Regions from separate parts of the Mus musculus genome. Here region 1 is linked to region 2. A link is a loop called in an ENCODE intact Hi-C map of the cell type or tissue named here. Cell type or tissue: heart. All regions are shown on one strand. Each heading gives the region's core, and the rest is flanking DNA. Links, peaks and the distances in the headings are about the cores only. Region 1 holds the start of Ubp1 (upstream binding protein 1). Region 2 overlaps Clasp2 (CLIP associating protein 2).

What was found. A loop is a pair of places that touch in the nucleus more often than their neighbours do. Peaks named below come from ENCODE experiments on the same cell type or tissue, not always from the same donor. Only the 100,000 strongest peaks of a DNase experiment are listed, where the experiment ranks them.
Region 1: it touches region 2 in a loop (2.6-fold over the local background); 2 of 42 quality-filtered maps call a loop at or near these places.

The regions. Positions count from the first base shown.
Region 1 is chr9:113,924,650-113,935,325 of GRCm38, reverse strand. It overlaps Ubp1 (upstream binding protein 1), which reads right to left and starts at 4,014. Exons shown (of 16, transcript NM_001372510.1): 1 at 3,560-4,014. The coding sequence starts at 3,672. Gm39439 (a long non-coding RNA gene) reads left to right here and starts at 4,400. Exons shown (of 4, transcript XR_003948257.1): 1 at 4,400-4,599; 2 at 9,756-9,820. In heart, for the core only: no CTCF peak of the experiment used is centred there; DNase peaks (open chromatin) are centred at 3,695, 4,415 and 6,575; H3K4me3 peaks cover 3,494 bases; H3K27ac peaks cover 3,096 bases.
Region 2 is chr9:113,789,419-113,797,418 of GRCm38, reverse strand. The region is part of intron 7 of Clasp2 (CLIP associating protein 2); the gene reads right to left. Among named protein-coding and RNA genes, the nearest start is that of Clasp2, 52 kb to the right of the region's middle. In heart, for the core only: no CTCF peak of the experiment used is centred there; DNase peaks (open chromatin) are centred at 4,108 and 4,648; H3K4me3 peaks cover 1,809 bases; H3K27ac peaks cover 1,930 bases.

The DNA.
Region 1 (10,676 bases), core at 1,108-9,107, 140 kb before region 2:
ACTATCTGAAAAGGCTATCTATACAAACTTGCTTGTCCTCAGCGCTTACCTGTGTGAGGCTGATTTTATTTGTCTCAGATAAGCAAATCCAAAGAAGTTGTTTCATAAAATAAGAAATAAGAAGAAACTTCACTCTAATGGCTAAACTTTTTCTCTTGTGAAATATTTAAAAATGGTTTGTACTTATTTTATCAATTATTAAGGGCTGGCTTTCTTTCCTTCTCTCGCTGTTTCTTGACAGACTCATGTATCTCAAGCTGGCCTAGAACGTGCTATGTAGCCCAGAATAGCCTTAAAATTCTGATATTTCTACATACAAGAGATGTAACACTGCCCAGTTTTAGGCAGCGCTAGGGATTGAACCCAGGGCTTCATGCATCTAGTCAAGGACTCTATCAATTCAACTACACCCCCAGCTTAAATGTTGTAATAAAAAGATTAAGATTTATATATGACTTGGTTCATTTCAAAGGGAATCTGAACAAGATAGACTATATCAGCAAAATGAGAACCAGACCCTCTCCCCCCAGAAAAGGCAAAGCAAAGGGAGTGTCCGAGAGTAGCCTAAGCACAGTTCCAACACCCCAGCCTAAAGTATTTAATAAAACATGTATAATGCCATACATAAAAAGAAAAGCAATGCTCCAATTCTTTCAAGTTACTGTCCACAAAAGCTAAACAAAGTACCCCTAGAACACAAGTTTTAAAAATAAAAATTGCAGTATTTGGAAGGCAGAAGCAGATCTCAAATTTGAGGCCAGCCTGGGCTATACTGTAAGCTCCAAGACAGCCTAAAAAAAGTCTAAAAAAAGTCACAAAGGCAGAAGATATGGCTAAATTGGTAGCATGCTTAACTAGCTACTATACACAACACCTGGATTCAATCCCAGCACCACACAGACCAGAGGGTAGTTCACACCTATAATCCAAGCACTCTGGAGGTGGAGGCAAGAGGATCATAAGTTATCCTCTGATATTTGGACTAAATGAGACCCTTTCTCAAGAAAGAAAGAAAAGAAAGAAAAGAAAGAAAAGAAAGAAAAGAAAGAAAAGGAAGGAAGGAAGGAAGGAAGGAAGGAAGGAAGGAAGGAAGGAAAAGAAAATGGTGCTTTATTCCTATAAATTCCTATAACCTCAGCACTCAGGATTTATTCAAGGAAGCCCAGGCTAGCTACATAGTAAATTCCAGGATAGCCTGGACTGCATAGTGAGGCCTTATCTAAAAAAATAAAGGAAAAAAAGGAAAAGGAAAGGAAAGAAAGGAAGGAAGAAAGAAAATACCTTACCTAGTACATTCAAGGCCTTGGGTTTAATTCCCAAAGCCCTGAGGTTAGAGACAGAATAAATTCTATTTTAAGAAATATCCAAAGACAGCAAATACAGTATAAAGAACACTAGAAAGCAGCTTGCACTTAATTAAAAATACAATTAGCACAAACATGCCTTCTGCATGCATGTGGTAAGAGGACAACTTGCAGAAGTCAGTCCTCTTTCTACCATGTGTTCCTGGGGCTAGAACTCATGTTGGCAAGATGTCAGCATATGACTTTACCTGCTGAGCCATCTCTGCAGCCCACCAAACCAAAACTTTATCCAGATTTCTCCAAGAAGCTCAAGTATACTTCCTGATCTGTATGTGTCTATATGACGGTCAAAATATGTACCCAGGTTTGACTCAAACTCAGGTCACCTTACTGCCTCAGCCTTCCAAGTGCTGAAATTACAGATGTGAGCTCCACATCAGGCTTACTTCTTGAGCTTCACAGGTGAGAACAAATAACAAAAAGATAAGTTTGCTTCCTAATACCTTCTCAGAAGCAGCAGTCTGCTCTGGGGGACAGGGTTACGGGGGAGGCCTGCAGAAGCGAAGCCTCATGCCCCTAGGAGGGTCTACTTGTCAGTTCAATTTCACAGTAGTTTATACTTGAAATTTTCAAATCAAAGGTCTTGAAAGGCACAAGAGGCAAACTCCTCTTGATTTCTCATGACCCAATTAATTTATAAACAAATAAACAAGTCCCCTCAAAAACTGACACTTTCTGAGACTCTAGAAATTTTATATGAAAGGACATAGCCAAAAACACTGAAAAGGTTTTCCTGAGTGGAGTATCATAGATGAGAACCACAAAGATGCCAGCATGCCTTAAAGATTATTATTAAGAGAAGGCTGCCACCAAGAATTGACTTCCTTTTCAGAGAAATAACCCCCCAAACACAAGTTAGCCAAGCACAAGTTCACAGAAGATCCTAGAAAAAAGCCAAGTTCTAAAACCTACCAATAAGCAAGCTGTTCAGCAGCCCCATCTGACTGAGAACTTGAAGCAAGGAGACCAGGCTGGGCTCCGCTCCTGTGCTCTCCAGTGGACAAGGACACGCACTAAAGGAAGACTTCCAGAAGAGCCTACTCTCCAGTCCTCTCTAGATGATCCCTAGACTTTCGGTAGCTCAATTTCCTCAACAACCAAGAGTTGGTCTAGCAAACAATCCGCCTCATCCGAAGCCCTCAAGTTACACAACTGAGAGAAAGAAGGTGCCAAGTTTAGGGAGGCAAGCAAAGACCAAGTCAGGGTCAGATGCATGCGAGCGGCTTAATTCTTAGTTTAGTATGTTTTCCACCGCTTCTTTCCACGGGCCAAGAAACCTCCCGACCCGCCAGAGTCAAGGCTAATTGCTTCAGGGATGAGGCTGGACTTGTGCAGACCAGCTCTGACCCAGGGCATTTCTCTTAGGGTATTAACAATGCTTCTGACCTCCCCTGGGCGGCAGGAAAGGTAGGAGAGCCCCAGGGAGCCCACATCGCACACTTTACACAACCAACCATACTGCTGAAAACTAAGTACTACACTTAATTCACACGTTTCAAAAACCACTCCGTTTTTTACCTCCTTGGGTAAACCATACCCTACACAAGCCATATTCCAACATCGAAACAAAGGGCTGCCGAGCCACCAAGAACTCTTCAACTCTTTCGGGATAAGTAAGGGGCAGACACACTTGGCTCCTATCTGTTTCCGCCTCTCCCAATTACACAAAAAGGAACAGCTGCTGGTGCAGACAGCAGTGACTAAACTATTGTGTGTGGCACAATCTTAAAGCCCTCTGCAAAAGGAAACAGCCTGAGGGGAGTCACTTTGAGAATGAAGAAACCTAGCAAGGGCCCAACTTCACTCTCAATCAGGAGACTATACAAGCAAGTCACTGCGCTCGCCAACCCTCAGGGCTACTTTCACTCACAATATAACTTACTATCAGAATGTCAAGCGGCTGAAAGTCGCAGGCCACGCTACCAGGCACCGTAGGAAAAGCTACAGTTTTCCCATTAGAAACAGTGCCTTTTGTACAGCCTACTCCAGCTAAAAGGACTCGTAAATCACTTGGAAAGAAAGTCCCTGCCCCTCTGACCCAATCTCAACGGCTAGCGCGGCTTCCCCAGGCAGAAGCGACGGGGTCCTCCGCCGCTAGCCGCCCCCGTCGGCCTCCCAGGCCACGGCGCCACGCGGCAGGACCCCGACCCCGCGGCCCAGGCCCCGCCCGGCGGAGGCAGCCGCGCGCCCCTTACCTCATGCTGTAGGCGCCGGCGCCCAGCTCCTGCCCGATGCCGGACAGGCTGGAGTCGAAGTCGTGCACCAGCCCGGACTCGATCACCTCGTCCATACTGAGCACCCAGGCCATCTTCCGGCCTCGCCGCCGCCCCGCGCAGCGCGGCCTCCGGGTCCGGGGCGAAGGCGCCCGAGCTCCGCGGGCGCGTCCTGAGGGAGGACGCGGGTGAAGCCTCCGGCGGCGCGGCGAGTGGTCACCTGCGGCGGCGCGGGACGCGGCTGAGACGAGAGCGGCCGAGGCCCAGCTGTCAGGGCACAGCGTGCGGGCCAGCAGCTGCGGCGGGAGCGACCGGGCCGCGAGCCGCGCCGCCCTCCCGCGGCCGCCGGCCCCGCGCCTCATGCCGCCGCCCGCCCCCGGCGCCGCTCCCGCGGCCGCCGCCCGCCCCGCCCCACAGCCCCAGCGCGCATCCCCCCGGCACGCCCGTCACCCGCTCCCGGGCCGCGCCCCCCCCCCCCCAGCCCTCTGCCCGCCCGCCCAGGCTCCAGCGCCCCTTCGCCCCGGCCAACCCCGCCGCCGCCGCTCCGCCGGCCCGGACGCAGCTTCGATGCGGCTCCGGCTTGGGCTCGCTCGCCGCTTCCGCCTCCTCCTCCGGCCCCGCCCCTGCGGCCGCTCCCCTCCCAGGCCCGCCCCTCGCGGCCCCGCGCCTCGCGGCGGCACTAGCGCCTGGGCCGAGCGGCGCTGCCCGGCCCCCGCGGTGTCGCGGCCTGGCGGCGGAAGAGGTGTGACCGGTTACGCTCGGCTGACTGACAGGTCTTCTGGGCAGTCACGGCGAAGCGGCCGGAATGGATTCCCGTGAGCCTCTGCGTTCCCGGCTGAGCCACCAATCAAAACGCTCTTCCCCTCCGGGACTAAATTGACTGCCATAAGTAAGAGCTCATTGGCCCGCACTGGAGGAAGTGGTTCCAGGTCCTACTTCCGTCGGTTCTGGGAAATACCCTTTCGTCGGCTTTTGCCCCCGCTCCAGAGAAAAGCGGGTACATCTCGTCTGATGTAAGCTAGGTCTGTTGTGCAGAAGATCTTGATTGGCAGGAGAATAAGCCAGTCAGCCCTCCCTAAAAGGTCCCCGCCCCTCTCAACTCAACTTTAATCCGGAGGCAGAAGCATGCTGGTCTGAGTTCGAGGTCAGCTTGGTCTACTTGGCGAGCTCCGGCTGAATCAAGGTTATATACAAGGGCTTGTCTCAAAACAAAACAAAGCAAATTTGCAGAGCCCAGAAGATCTGGTGACGCACATAGCACAAGAGTGTGTGACACCCTCGTTATTCCTTAATCATGTGCGCTAACACAAACCATGCAAATTGCTGTGAGAGTTAACGTGAAGAAAACTAGTGTTTTTCTAAAACAAAAGACAACAAACAAACCCGGGAGGTTATGGTTCAGGTAGCACGAAGACAAAACAAACAAACAAACAAACAAACAAACAAAAACCACACACACACACACAGATACCCGCAGCAAAAGACAAAGAATACACTAAGCATAGAGACTTCCTATCTATGCCCAAGTGCTCCCTTTTACTGCTTCATGGAAGTCTGTGTCTGGGTATCCCTAACAAGCTTTGAGAAGAACTGCTCCCTCCAAGCCGGCCCTCGATTATTGCTTTTTTCACATAATATTGTTTCCAAAGGATTCGGATGTGGGTCCAGCAACGTTCATTTGACAGGTTTATTATTAACTGTTGGAAATAACGGGGGAAGGGGGAGTAATTCTCTGATTCTTGGGACAAGTGTAATTGTGCTATCATTTGTCTCTTTAATCAGTTTATGCACTAGAGTACTCACACATATGTAGAAGCACAGCCTCTGAAAGCTAACATTTGCCAACATCTAAGGTCAGGGCCAGGGTGATGGGGTGTGCTCTTTGTCCCAGTGCACTGGAGGACTGGGCAGGGAAGAAATCTCTGTGAGTTTATAGAAGCCTGGTATTCACAGTTGAGCTCTAGGCCAGCCAAGACCCTGCCTTAAAACAGCAAGGACTTTCAGGTTAATTCAGCTCACAGCTCTACTGAAAGACCTGGTGACAGAAATTATTGGAACTAGATTTATTCAAGACCATACCCAAAGAAAATGACTTTTCTCTGTCAAACATTCCTCTTTGGAAACAGGTTGAAATGGTGCATGCATGTTGTCTCAGTGGGTTTCTATTGCCACAGAGAGACATGACCATGGCAACTCTTTATTTAATTTAATTTAATTTAATTTTATTGAGTGTATGGTAGAAGAATGAAAATGGGTCAAAAGGGAGGGAAGGAGGGAGAGAGGGAGAGAGGGAGGGAGGGAGATCTTTCCTATGCTGGGACGATCCATGCCTTGGGAAGGAAGGCAGCCAAATGGGTTAGTGCATAGTCCGATGTGGTACTTTATCCAAAAGACTTTGGTTCTGGCCTCCCATTTTATTCTCGAAGGGCAGTCTGGGAACCCTCTTCCTCCATGATTGTTCCCCACTGTGGATGGAGCGTGCGTGTGTGCGTGGGTTATAAAAAACAGAAAGCAGGAGGAACTGGCCGACCTCCTTATCGCTTAAGAATTTTAAGATGGCCTGGAGAGATGGCTTAGTGGTTAAGAGCACCGATTGCTCTTCTGAAGGTCCTGTCTCATGACGGTCTAAACCCAGCTCACGTTCCCTATTAGTGGGTGAACAATGACCATGGCAACTCTTATAAAGGGTTTCTCTGTGTAGTCTTGGTTGTCCTGGAACTCATTCTGTAGACCAGGCTGGCCTTGAACTCAAAGATCCACATGTGTCTGTCTCCTGAGTGCTAAGATTAAAGGCATGTCCCAGTTAAAGGAAAATATTTCACTGAGGCTAACTTACAGTTTTGGAGGTTTAGTTTGTTACATCATGTCTGTCGAGAAGCATGACAACATACAGGCAGACGTGGTGCTGCTGAAGAAGGAACTGAGAGTTCTACATCTCGATCTCAGGCAGCAGGGAGACACTGTGTACCACACTGGGTGTAGCTTGAGCAAGGAAAACCTCAAAGCCTCACATTGAGACTTCCTCCAAAAGGCCACACCTCCTAATAGTCCATTCTTTATGGAACAAGCATTTAAACACACACACACACACACACACACACTCACTCGAGAGTCTATGGGGGCTATTCTTATTCAAACCACAAGATATGTAATCCCAGCACTAGGGAGGTTAACACAGGAGAAACAATGTTCGAAGCCAACCTGAGCTACAGAAGATATATATACAGGATATATATATATAGAAAGGATTCGAGTTGAGATCATGACAGGTCAGTGATGGTTGGGACAGCTCTTTAGCCGGGACTGATTACCTATACACACCTCTCACCCTCTAGTCAACCTAAAACCTCTCTCATCACCCTTGAGGATGGAGCGGTTCACTAGAACATTTCATTTTGTCCTCTTCCCAGCATGGTCACGTGGACTGTATCTCTGTTTTTATTACTTGTCTACTTTTTTTTTGTTGTTCTTTTATTTTTTGAGATTATAATTGCATCGTCCCTCTCCTTTCCCTCCCCCCAAACGCTCCCCTATGCCCCCTCCTGCTCTCTTTCAAATTTATGACCTTTTCCATTGGTGTTGCATGCACATATGCATGTATGCAAGTACATATATATTCCTAAACAGATTAAAAAAAAAAACCCCTAAGGAGCTCAGTCTGTATAACGTTACTTGTGTGCACGTTTTCAGGTCTGACCATTTGGATGACCAGTTGCTGTGCTCTCTTCTGGGGAAGACAATTTCTCCAGCTCTCAGCATTCCTTCGTTCCCTGTAGTTCTTTGTATAGGAAGGAGGTCGTTTGGTCTTTCCTCTGTCCATGATAGCATGTCCATCAGTGCTGTCCTTGTTTAGCTGATGTTTTAACAGTCACGTTAGTGAGACACTATGGGTGTAGCTTCTGACCTTACTAGAAGACGCAATCTCATTGTCACCTCCCCCCACCCCCTCATCCTTTGGCTCTCCCAATCCCAGTCCCCTCTCCTGAAATGCTCCCTGAACCTTAGGTGCACGAGTCATCTTGTAAATGTATCCGGGACTGGGATCCAGTCCTGCATTCTGGTGGGCTGTGGTTTTCTGTCATAGTTTCTGTCTGCAAAGAGAGGTTTCCTTGATGAGGGGTGAGGACTACATTTTTTCAAGTATAAGGGCAACTATTTGGAATGTAGCTTGGCACTTTGCTGGCTTAGTAAATCGGTAGGGGTGGGTTCTCCTCAAGCTCTATGGCATCACCAGAGTGGGTAGTTGGCTACGTTTCTAGTGGAAGCCGTGATTTCTTTCTTGCATAGCATGCCTTAAGTCTGAGTTGAGAGCCACTGGTTACAAGCAAGGTATATGTGCCACAACTGTACTGTACTGAGAGCTTTTGGTTTCTTTAAAAACCAGGTTATGTTATGTTTTCTCTAATTTAATCCCAGATGTGGGATATAGGGCTACTTCAGATTTTGCACAGCCATTAACCATGATTGTCTCCTGCTCCAGGTGGGGTATGATTTTTGCCAGCTCCAGAGAGTTTAATTCTGGGGACTCTGGAGAGGGTCTAAATGCTAGGAGTCCGAGAGGTTCTGTGACAGAGGCTGCTCCCCTGCTGCATTCGCTAATGTTGAACTGCTGGGTATTCTGACAATGAAGATTGGACTTGCCCCTAGGATCCCAATGACCCTATTCAGCTGGAAGTAACCTACAGAGGCTACGTCCCCTTTCCATTCTAATCTTTCTCTCCTACTTAGTGCTGGGAGTTGGAGGGTATTAGGGTGAAATAGGGGTTGGAAAGGTGTTCGAGGTCTAAGAACCCAATAAAATGATACAAAGTTGCCAGCACTGTACCCTTAGGGTTATCATGTCTTGGTGGCCATTTTCACTGTTTAGGACTGTTGCTTTCTTTTCTCCTTTGGAAACTGCATGGCACCTTCTAGTACCATGAAAGCTAGTCCTCAGAGAAGAGCCATTCAGGTTGGATCCTGCTCAGCAGCCTGTAGGGCCTGCATTTGAAGTGTTTGGTGTTTTTAGCAACAGGGACTAACTTTCCACTTCTAGGGGACAAACAAAGGGAATGGCAATAACCTGTAATGTTTGAGGGGACTTCAGATGACTGTGACCAACAATTCAACAATTCAAAAGAAGGCTCCTCATGTCTGATGTTGGAGTTTTTGTTTGTTTGTTTTTGTGTGTGTATGTGTGTTTGTGTGTGTGACAGGGTTTCTCTGTGTAGCCCTGGCTGTCCTGGAACTCACTTTGTAGACCAGGCTGGCATCGAACTCAGAAATCTGCCTGCCTCTGCTGGGATTAAAGGCGTGCACCACCGCACCTGGCGGTGTTGGAGTTTTGTTAGGTGCTCTTTGGCTCTTGGAGGGAGCATTGTCATCCCAGATGAGAAACGCCATGTACATTAAGCTACATGTACATTTATACACAGACTTACATGTACTATTGTGTTTTAAAGATATTTACACATGTCTCTTATTTTTCATTTTCTGTGTATGGGTGTTTTGTCTGCATGTATGTCTGTGTACACTGCACAGTGCCCATGAGGCTAGAAGAGAGTGTCAGCTCCCTTGTGACTGGAGTTGTGAGCCATCATGTGGGTGCTGGGGATTGGATGCGGTCTTCTGGAAGAGCAGCCAGTGCTCTTAACCAAGAAGACACCTCTCCAGCCTTTCAGTTGTCTTTGAAGAACAAGTGGCAGAGCTCAGCTTTTTTTTTTTTTTTTTTAAGATTTTATTTATATGAGTACACTGTAGCTGTCTTCAGACACACCAGACGAGGGCATCAGATCTCATTACAGATGGTTGTGAGCCACCACGTGGTTGCTGGGAATTGAACTCAGGACCTTTGGAAGAGCAGTCGGTACTCTTACCTGATGAGCCATCTCTCCAGCCCAGAGCTCAGCTTATTAAGGCTGCCAAGGTATACAAAGCAGGACAAAATTAAAACGATCATTGAGCTAGGCATTCTCTCTCATTGGGAGAATGCCTGTCTAGCATGCTCAAGGCCTTGGCTTCATTTCTAGTATGGGAAGCTATTCATTTTAAATATGGCAAACTAACAATATCAGAAAATCATTGAAAATATAAGTTTATTAAATGGAATCAGCGAAGAAGTTGGAGCTGGGGGATACAGATGAGTGAGTGTGAGTAAAAGCACCCGCCACAGCATCTGACAACCCAATTTGATTCCCAGGACCCACGGAGTGGAAGGAGAGAACCAATTCCTGATAGTTCTGACATCTCCATGAGGATGCTGAGGTGTGTATACATCTCTTAATCTGACATTTGTTGTCTTCTGGCAAGGGAGTACCTTTAATTTTTATTTTTAAATGCATATAGGTGTTTTGCCTTGTATATGTCTGTTTATCATGAGTGTCCAATGCTTGCAGAAGCCATAAGAGGGTGTCAGATCTTCTTGTACTGGAGTTATAGTCATGTGGGTGCTGAGAATTGAACCCAGGTCCTCTGGAAGAGCAGTCAGTGCTCCTAACGACTGAGCCACCTGTCCATCCCGTGCACTCACCTTTTATTTGGGTTCCCATGCTCAACAGTCAATTACTGACTAAGCCATCTTCCCAGCCCTCTGTGATTTTGTTCAGTTTGCTTGCTTGTTTAGACAGTTTCTTGAGTAACTTAGGCTGGTTTCAACATGTAGCTGTGGGTCAACCTGAACTTCTGCTCCTACTGCCTCCGATTTTTAAGCACTGGGATTACAGGTGTGCACCACCAGGCCTGGCTCTTCTGTTCTTTTCCATGTTAACCGTGGCCACTGTGCTGCCAGAGCGTTTCCCATTACAGAACAAGATTACCTTTTCCCCAGCTTCCAGGAACATTTCTATTCCCTTCTAAACTGAAAGCTCCCACCAGCTCTAGTTTCAATGAATAATCTCCTCGGTGCCTTTTTGGCTTGCGGGAGCAACCTCTTTGAGGCCTCCCAGTTTCTGTTACCTGATGCCAGAGCCCAAGTCCTTCCAGTGTTTGTTATGGTGACACCCCAACTCCAGGTAGTGGAATCTCTTGCTCTTATTTGTGAAGTGACAAATCTGAGTGTCTCAAGTCAGCAACATGCTGTGTTCTTGTGTGTACTTGCATGCAGGCACCTGCGGGGCAAGCT
Region 2 (8,000 bases), core at 1-8,000:
GTGCTTTTTATTTTTAGCCACTTGCTACTTTCAATCTTAGTGGCCCCTGTCTTCTGCCTTACAGTGATGCTAATACTGTTGTTTTAGGGCATGGATAGAAAGTCAATCAACAGAGTAGAAAGAGGTGTGATTGTGTCAAGTGGCCCTTTGAATACTCCCTGACACGGCATCTCTTCTTGGACTATTCTGCACAGCACTGGCTTTCCTGATTCTCAGGACCATCCACTCTTTTGATCCTTGTAATTTACTTTCTCTCCATACATTTATTTTTTTTATCCTATCATTGATTTTAGTAGAAAATACTGGCCTTACACCATCAAGTAAAAGGCAGGTTTCTCTCCTGTGATTTACATCATACAATCCTAGTGTGTCATAAAAAAAAAAAAAATGTTCAAGAGCAAGGAAGAAGGATCTTTTCAGCATCAGTATTCTATTCCTCTTAAACTAAATTTCAGATGAGTTACATGTGATCCTAGAAGCCAAAGGATCTCATGGAAGGTTGATCCCTAAGGATCTCACTACATTGCCCTGGGTGGTTTAGAACTCACTGTATAGACCAAGCTGGCCTTGAGATCACAAAGCATTTCCCTCCTGAGTGCTGGGGTTAAAGTTTGCCACCATGCCTGGTCCAGTTGTGTATATTCTTAAAATATTAATTTTTTAATAGACTATATTGAAATATAAAAAATTTAGGAAAAGTCCATTTGTAACAAAACCTTATTTCTTTCCAGCCATTCTGCAGGAACAACAAAAGGCCAAATTCCTTTCTCATGCTTCTGCGGCCAAATGCAGGCGTCAGTACCACATAATAATCCTACAGGTTTTTAATTAACCCTCTCTGATTTGACTGCCTAGAGCATAATATTACATAATTACTCAAAATGTTTGGTTTTATGCTTTGGAATTAAGAATGAGACAACTTAAGTTAAAAACATCCAAAATCTACCCTCAAGAATTCACCAAGCAGTAAGTCATTCCAGGACCTCATAAATCTGAATTGACCTTAAAATAAAACCACCAATGACATCACTGGAATATCTAAAAATCAACTATAAACAAATAAAAAGTCAAATGATTTGGTCAAAGATGCCACAAGGTGAGACTAGGGAGATGGCTCAGTGGGTAAAGTAAGTGTTTATTGTACAAACACTAAGCACTCAGCACCCACAAAACAGCTGAGCATGGCACACAGCAAACCATATCTAAAGCTTCATTGCTATCTCTGGATGGCTGCAATGGATAGATCCCACCGGCTTCCTGGCCAATCAGCCCAGCTAAACAGTGAAGTCCAAGTTGACTGAGAAATACTGTCTTAGAAAATACACAAGAGTAATGAAGAAAGGCACTAACCTCTGGCTTTCACATACACCTGTGTAAGTAAGCAGACCAAATAAATAAAGCAAACCAAAAGGCAGCTAAGAGAACACAAACACACACACACATACACACACGAGTCATATGAAGATGAGAAGGGTTGCCAGAAAGCAGCTATGTTTGATAATGTCTGAAATACTTTTCACTGATATGATTGGAAAATTGTTTAAACAAGTAATAATAGCAAGCAATGAACTGAAAAGAATATTGGCTAGTAGGTACTACTGTTGGAATGTATATAATAACGTATTTCTGGAATATTGTTACAGCTAACACAATTTAAAGGCAGACTTTTAAGTTCTAAAATGCTACTTACAGAGTATTTGGGGGGAAAATGCACGTCTCTGTACTCACATAAACAGCCTGGGTAAAAGTGTCTGTCCCAGACCAACTTAGGAAAAATTATACATGGCAAAGGATGTAAACTTTCACTGAAGGTGAAATAGTTATACTGCATGTATACAGTGGAAGACCATGCAACAGTTTACACAGAAGAGGTAGAATAACACATGACAGCATGATAGTAACACACTTCATGTGCTGAGCAGACATAGCAAATGTCAAAAGTATATTCAGAATGACTGCTTTCAAGGGATGTGCCTCAGCAGTAAAATACTGCACAGAGGAAGTGAGGCCCTGGGCTCCATTCCCCAGTCCCCACGCCTAACACAAATAAACAACAATCAACACAGAATTTGTTTGAAGGTTTATATATGAAAGCATATTTATGTTAAAGCATATAAAAGGCAGGAGATCTCACTGCATAAAGTATGAACAAGTTTACAGAGTTTTTTGTAATATGATCATTTCAATTTTTAAAAGATATTTACACACTATATTCATAGTTAAAATTTTTAAATGTGCAAATAGGAATAGAGCAATGAAATTGTGCATGGTGTTCACACATTCAAATTGTATGTGAGAAACTCATCACACTCAGTAATCATACCAAATGTTAAAACTATTCATTCTGACAGCCTACTGCCTTTCTTTATTATTCAGACTTTTAAGGTTTTTTTAAAAAGGCATATTTTAACCCAACAAAAATGTTACTATTTTAAGAAAGAAAATTAGTTGGAAACTTTACAAGAGGTCATTACTTTGAATGAAAAACAAAATCAATATATTCCTAACCTGTCTGAATGTATGTATTATTTAGAAAATAAAAACCAAATAAACATATATGGACAGCCAAAAATAGGTAGAAAAAAATAAAATAAAATCTAGACATGGTTCAAAGCAAATGCAACATTCAGTTGCCTAAAAATTAAACATTTTTGTTGTTTAATCTTCCTAAGAAACTTGGAAATGCTCTTAAGTATGTGAGAAATTAATTTAATGTTTTTACTTTAATAAAGTATATCTAAATTATTTACATAAGACCATATAAAAATTACATAAATTCTCAAAATCACTCATAACAATGTGTAATACAAAATGTATTATCACATTTCTATTTCAATGTACATAAAATACTTTAAATGACTATCAATAACAGCAACTTGGTAAGTTTGCAACCTATTCCTAATATTGCCAAGAGAACCAACTCTTGGAGGACAGAGGTCATAATCTAATCATAGGAAGGCTGACATTAAGACTTAAAACCTAAAAATCCAAGCAAGGAATCATTAAGAACCTAGACACACAGATACACACCAGAAAAAAAAGAGAAACAGAAAAGAGAAAAAACACGGTAGAACCTTACAGTCCCCCTGTACACATCTCTGATAATGATGTTATTATGAAACATATCTCAAAGCATCTTAATAAAAAGCTCAAACAGTGTTAAGAAGGACAATAGCAGATACACATTTGCGGCTCTTGCTTCAGCCCAGTTTGCTCTGTGCCTGGACCTGGAACACACCTTTCAGCAGGTCTTAGTTTCCTAATCTGTGAAATGGAAACACCAAATATCTGTGTAGTTCACTGGTCATTTGTGCCTGATGAGACAATGTATATAAAGTATATGAAAGTGCCTCTGAGAAGTATAAAATACTATTGAAATAGGTGTCTTTAAGATTGTCCTTCCCAAAACACCAACAAAAGCAATGTGTGATCAAATTATGTCCTATATAAATTTCTTAAAGGATGTTTACTAGAGACACTGACAAACCACAAGCATACTAATTAGTATAGTATCCATGGCAAGCCATTTTGCTTCTCTAAGTATTTTATTACCACGGAATTGAAATTCTGTCAAATACAACAGGAAAGATGTCAAGCTAGCTAATCAAACCTCCCTGCCTAAATCTGCCATTGCTCCAAAGGCCACATTCTCCTCCACAGCTCCTGTACACATTCCCTGACCCTTCCACTACCCTTTGGTGACCCAATACCAAAGACTGAAAAAGCCGTGCTTGGGTTGCAAGGTAAATCCCACCTTATGTTTGCCAGACCCCACACTGACACATCAAGTGAAAGACACCCCAAAAAAAAAACCCCATATACAGCAAAAATACACACAAGCACGTAAATGTCCTTCATTCTGAGGGGAAATACATCTCTTACATAGCAAACAATCATCACCTTAAAACCAAGTGTATAACATAGCACAACAAGAAAAAGGAATCATACTCACCATCTCCCATAGCCATTCAGATGGTCCAGGGAGCTCTCTCAAACCAAAAGGTCAAATATCACAGCAAAATAAGTGTAGCTTAGTGCCTGCGCCACTGGGCTCGGCCTGCAGCCTACAGGCACCGGGAGCACTGTGTGACCCAGGCCGCGCTGCAGCTCTGCACCGCAATAGCCAACAGCTGCTACTCCACTTCAAAATAAAAGTCTGGGGTCTTGCTGAAAACCCTCGTTTTTGTAGCGGACCCTAGCAGGGCTTGATCAAAATTATTCTTTAGCTGCACATATGCTGTTAGGTACACGTTGTGATATTTCTCCTTGTAACGGATGCCTGGAATTTAATCTAAGAAAAGCTCTGGGAGCCAATAAATGTCATCCCACTCGGGGACTTTTAATGCAATCATCAAAACACAAGGCATGTGTTCAGCAATCATTTTCTGCTTCCCTAAAGATATCCATGTAATCAGTAGCAATCACATGATCTGATGGATTAGCTGGTTTGCACCTTTTAAAAAAGGTTTTCATCCTTTGGTCATTACCTTTTAATATTTACAACAGAAGCACGCTACAAGTGCACAAACAGGAATAGCCCAGTTTCCATGATTAACTGCTCTCATTATGCAGGAAGCGTTCTGGCTGCCGTAAACAAATCACGTCAAAGCCAGCCCATCAAAGGCAGCTCTGTGCACAGACAGTAGGGCCACACGGAACAAAGCTTGCTTCTGGTGAAGACAGAACTTGCCAGTGCGCAGCTGCAGGGGAGCTAAGCACCCTCTATCCAGGCTGCAGAGACATCACAGGATTACCAAGCTCTGAGAAGGCCTTGGGGCTCATGGCCACAGAGAGACATGTTCTTAAATCAACCTAGAAAAAGTGCTTCTCTGCTCACTACCAAAGAGCATGCTATGAAAATATACAAAACTAGATTGGGAGTTATGCTGCAGACTCACATAAACTGAATGCTACAGTAATTTTAAAGTCTAAGTCCTATGCTTTCCTTTACTGTCAGCCTCTGAGATAAATAATTCTCTTCCTGGTAACTGACTCAGAGAACCTGGAAATGACTCTACTGTGATTATAAGGGAAACTGTACTTGGTCCTACAAGCACATCAGACAAAACAGTGTTTTCACAATGAAGGAAAAAGAAACAGTTGCAGCCAACAGCAAGGTTAGTGTTTACATCTCTGTTAGGGTACTAGGAGATTGTCTAGAAAGCTCCATGACAACACCAGGTCCTGCCACAAGCACAGAGCACCACAATTTAGTCTTTTCCTCCGGCTGGTGTTGGCTCCTTCCAGACACAATACGCTTATTTTTCATTCCATTTCCCTTCTAACAGTGAAGTTAATTCTTGTGTACTTATGGACTCTGCCAATTTGCTTTTTTGTAACATGAAAATTAAAGTCCAGCTTCTTAAAATCCCCAGAAAAAAACAAATGTGCATATCTCACTATTTTCTAAACCAAATGACATATGTTCAAATCAGATGATATTATTTAGTGTTCTTGACTCTGCTCAACTAGTTCTTTTAAAAGTCAAAGAATTTAATCAGAGCTTCAGTCAAGAGCACTGCACTGCAATGGCAATTATGGAAGAAACCAAAGGTGAAACAAAAGAAAAATGTACAACCATACACCAGGACCCACACAAAGAGCAACAAAAACAGGCTTTCTCTGAACAGTCAAGCCAAAAACACAGTGTTACTCCATGCCACCCCATGTACATGTCCCTTTCTAGACCAAAACGCTGCATGGGCTCCGACCTCTCTACCTCTAGGAGCCTATCAAAGGCTCTCCTGTCCTATCAGACACTGGCTGCACAATTCTCTCACAGGTTCAACATACCACAAACATGGTCTCTCCTGAGTGGGCTCCAGGAAGCCCAGGTCTCTCTTTGTTCTACAATCAATCAAGTCCTTCTCACCTCTGGGCTTTCATAGTCATTATTTTTTTCTACCTGACAACTATTCTTTGACTGGTTATTCTAAGCTATCAAGTTTCAACTAAAATATGATACTTCTTGAGAGAAACTGACTTAACATCACTGAATTACTTATAGTTTCAGTATTCTATTTTCTTCTCACTCAAGATGACCACCCAAGATGGTGACTCTTTACATCAATCCCCTGGGTTTATTGCTTATATTTTTCATCACAAACACTCTAAATCACTATACTGTAAGACTTGCTGTTCTATTATTGCAGTCTCAGACGACGACATTGTTTGCTCTAATTGCTTTAGTTTCTGGTCACAGACTACCACGTGGAACAAGATGACATCCCATAGGCAGGGACACCACGTAAGAAAGAAGAGGTAGCATCATCCACCATGCAAACGACCCCCTTCCCCACATCTTCACAGTGAGCACTTTGTCCTAAAATATTTCTGATCTCAGTAATTTTACTCCTTTAGTTTGAATATGTGATTAAAAAAAAATCAGCAAAGAGTGGAAAACTCTGTGGGACAAAAAAATGTACAGAAATAAAAGCTGAATTAACTTTCATCACTAAATTACATTTTCTACAAATGTCTGGTCTTCCTAGCGAATGTGGCCTATAAAAATATTTCCATTGCTCAGCTACCAACTGCTTTAGCACTCCTGGGGACTGGACTGACAGCTCTGGATACAGGGGACATTCTCACTGAGCCCGAGCCCTAGTCCCCAGTTTACATTTCTCAGACAAGCCCTGACCTTGAGCCCCTGCTCCCTCAGCCCCACAAGGAGCTGAGGTGGCAGTGTAATTCATCTGTTGGGGTATATATAAAATGAAGCAGAGTTGAAATCTTTATAGAAGTATTAAATGTAGATTTTAAAACAGAAGTGTTACTAGACAAAAAAAAGTTGCTTGGGAAGAAAGACACACCTGAAAGCATGGGAGTGGACTTCTCCAAGTGTCACCAACAAATAAATAAATTATATATATACATATATATATAGAGAGAGAGAGAGAGAGACCTAAAGTATTGATAGTGAAGGTGGAAAAAGCAAGCAAGCAGGACACAGTCCATGTATCAGAGTTAGAAACGACTGATTAATGAGAAGAAAAAAATCAAGTCACGCTGCAACTTGTGGACAACTGACTGAAACGACTGGAACTGAGGAAGAGGCAGGTTAGGAGAGAACAGAGCCAGAACTGGGCACATGTCTATAGTTTTAAACCATGAGAGGTATAAGTCAAGGCCTTCTACAAAGAGCTAGAGGCCAGCTAGGGCCATGGGAGTAGCTATAAGGGATAGGGGATGGGGGCAGGGAGGTACAAGGGGTTGTGGGGAGAACACGAACACATGAAGCAGAACACAAACAGGATTGTTTCTGGACAATATAACCCTGAAATCCAAATAATAATGTCATCCAGATCACAGACTTCCAAAGTGGAGACCAAAAGAGATAAGCAGCAGCAATGACGACGCTCTGTACTGGGAGTCGGCAGCACAGAATTTGCTGGTCTCTGGCCTGGCCTAGACTACGTCAGTGACAGGGGGTGGGGAGGGGGCAAAAGGAAGGAGGAGGGGGAGAGGGAGAGACAGACAGACACACTGAGATTCATTCATTTATTTACTCATTTAAATTTATTTTTTTATATTATGTGTGTGCATGTGTTCCTAGGTGACAATTTACAAGTACAGTGTCCAAGGAGTCCTGAAGAGGGTGTCAGATCCAGTCTAGATTCTAGAGCCTAGAACTTGAGTTACAGGCAGTTTGTAAGACACCTGATATGGGTGATGAGCATTGAATTCAGGTCCTCCGGAAAAGCAGCAAGTAATCTTTAATTGCTAAGCCACTGCTAAACCTTCTCTCCAGTCCCCAGGTCCAGTTAACAAGTTTTCTTAACAAGTGTAAGTCCGCCTAGAATTTATCAGTGAATTTAAAAATGATTCACATTAATAAAGTTGTTTTTTGTTTATTTTTGAGATGAAGTTTTTGATAGCTCAAGATGATGAACTCCTGATTCTCCTGTCCCTACTCTGAGGTCCTTCTTTAAAATACAAAATACAGGAGTGCTGACTCAGCCGTTTAGAGCACTCGCTGCTCTTGCAGAGGAATCCCGGTG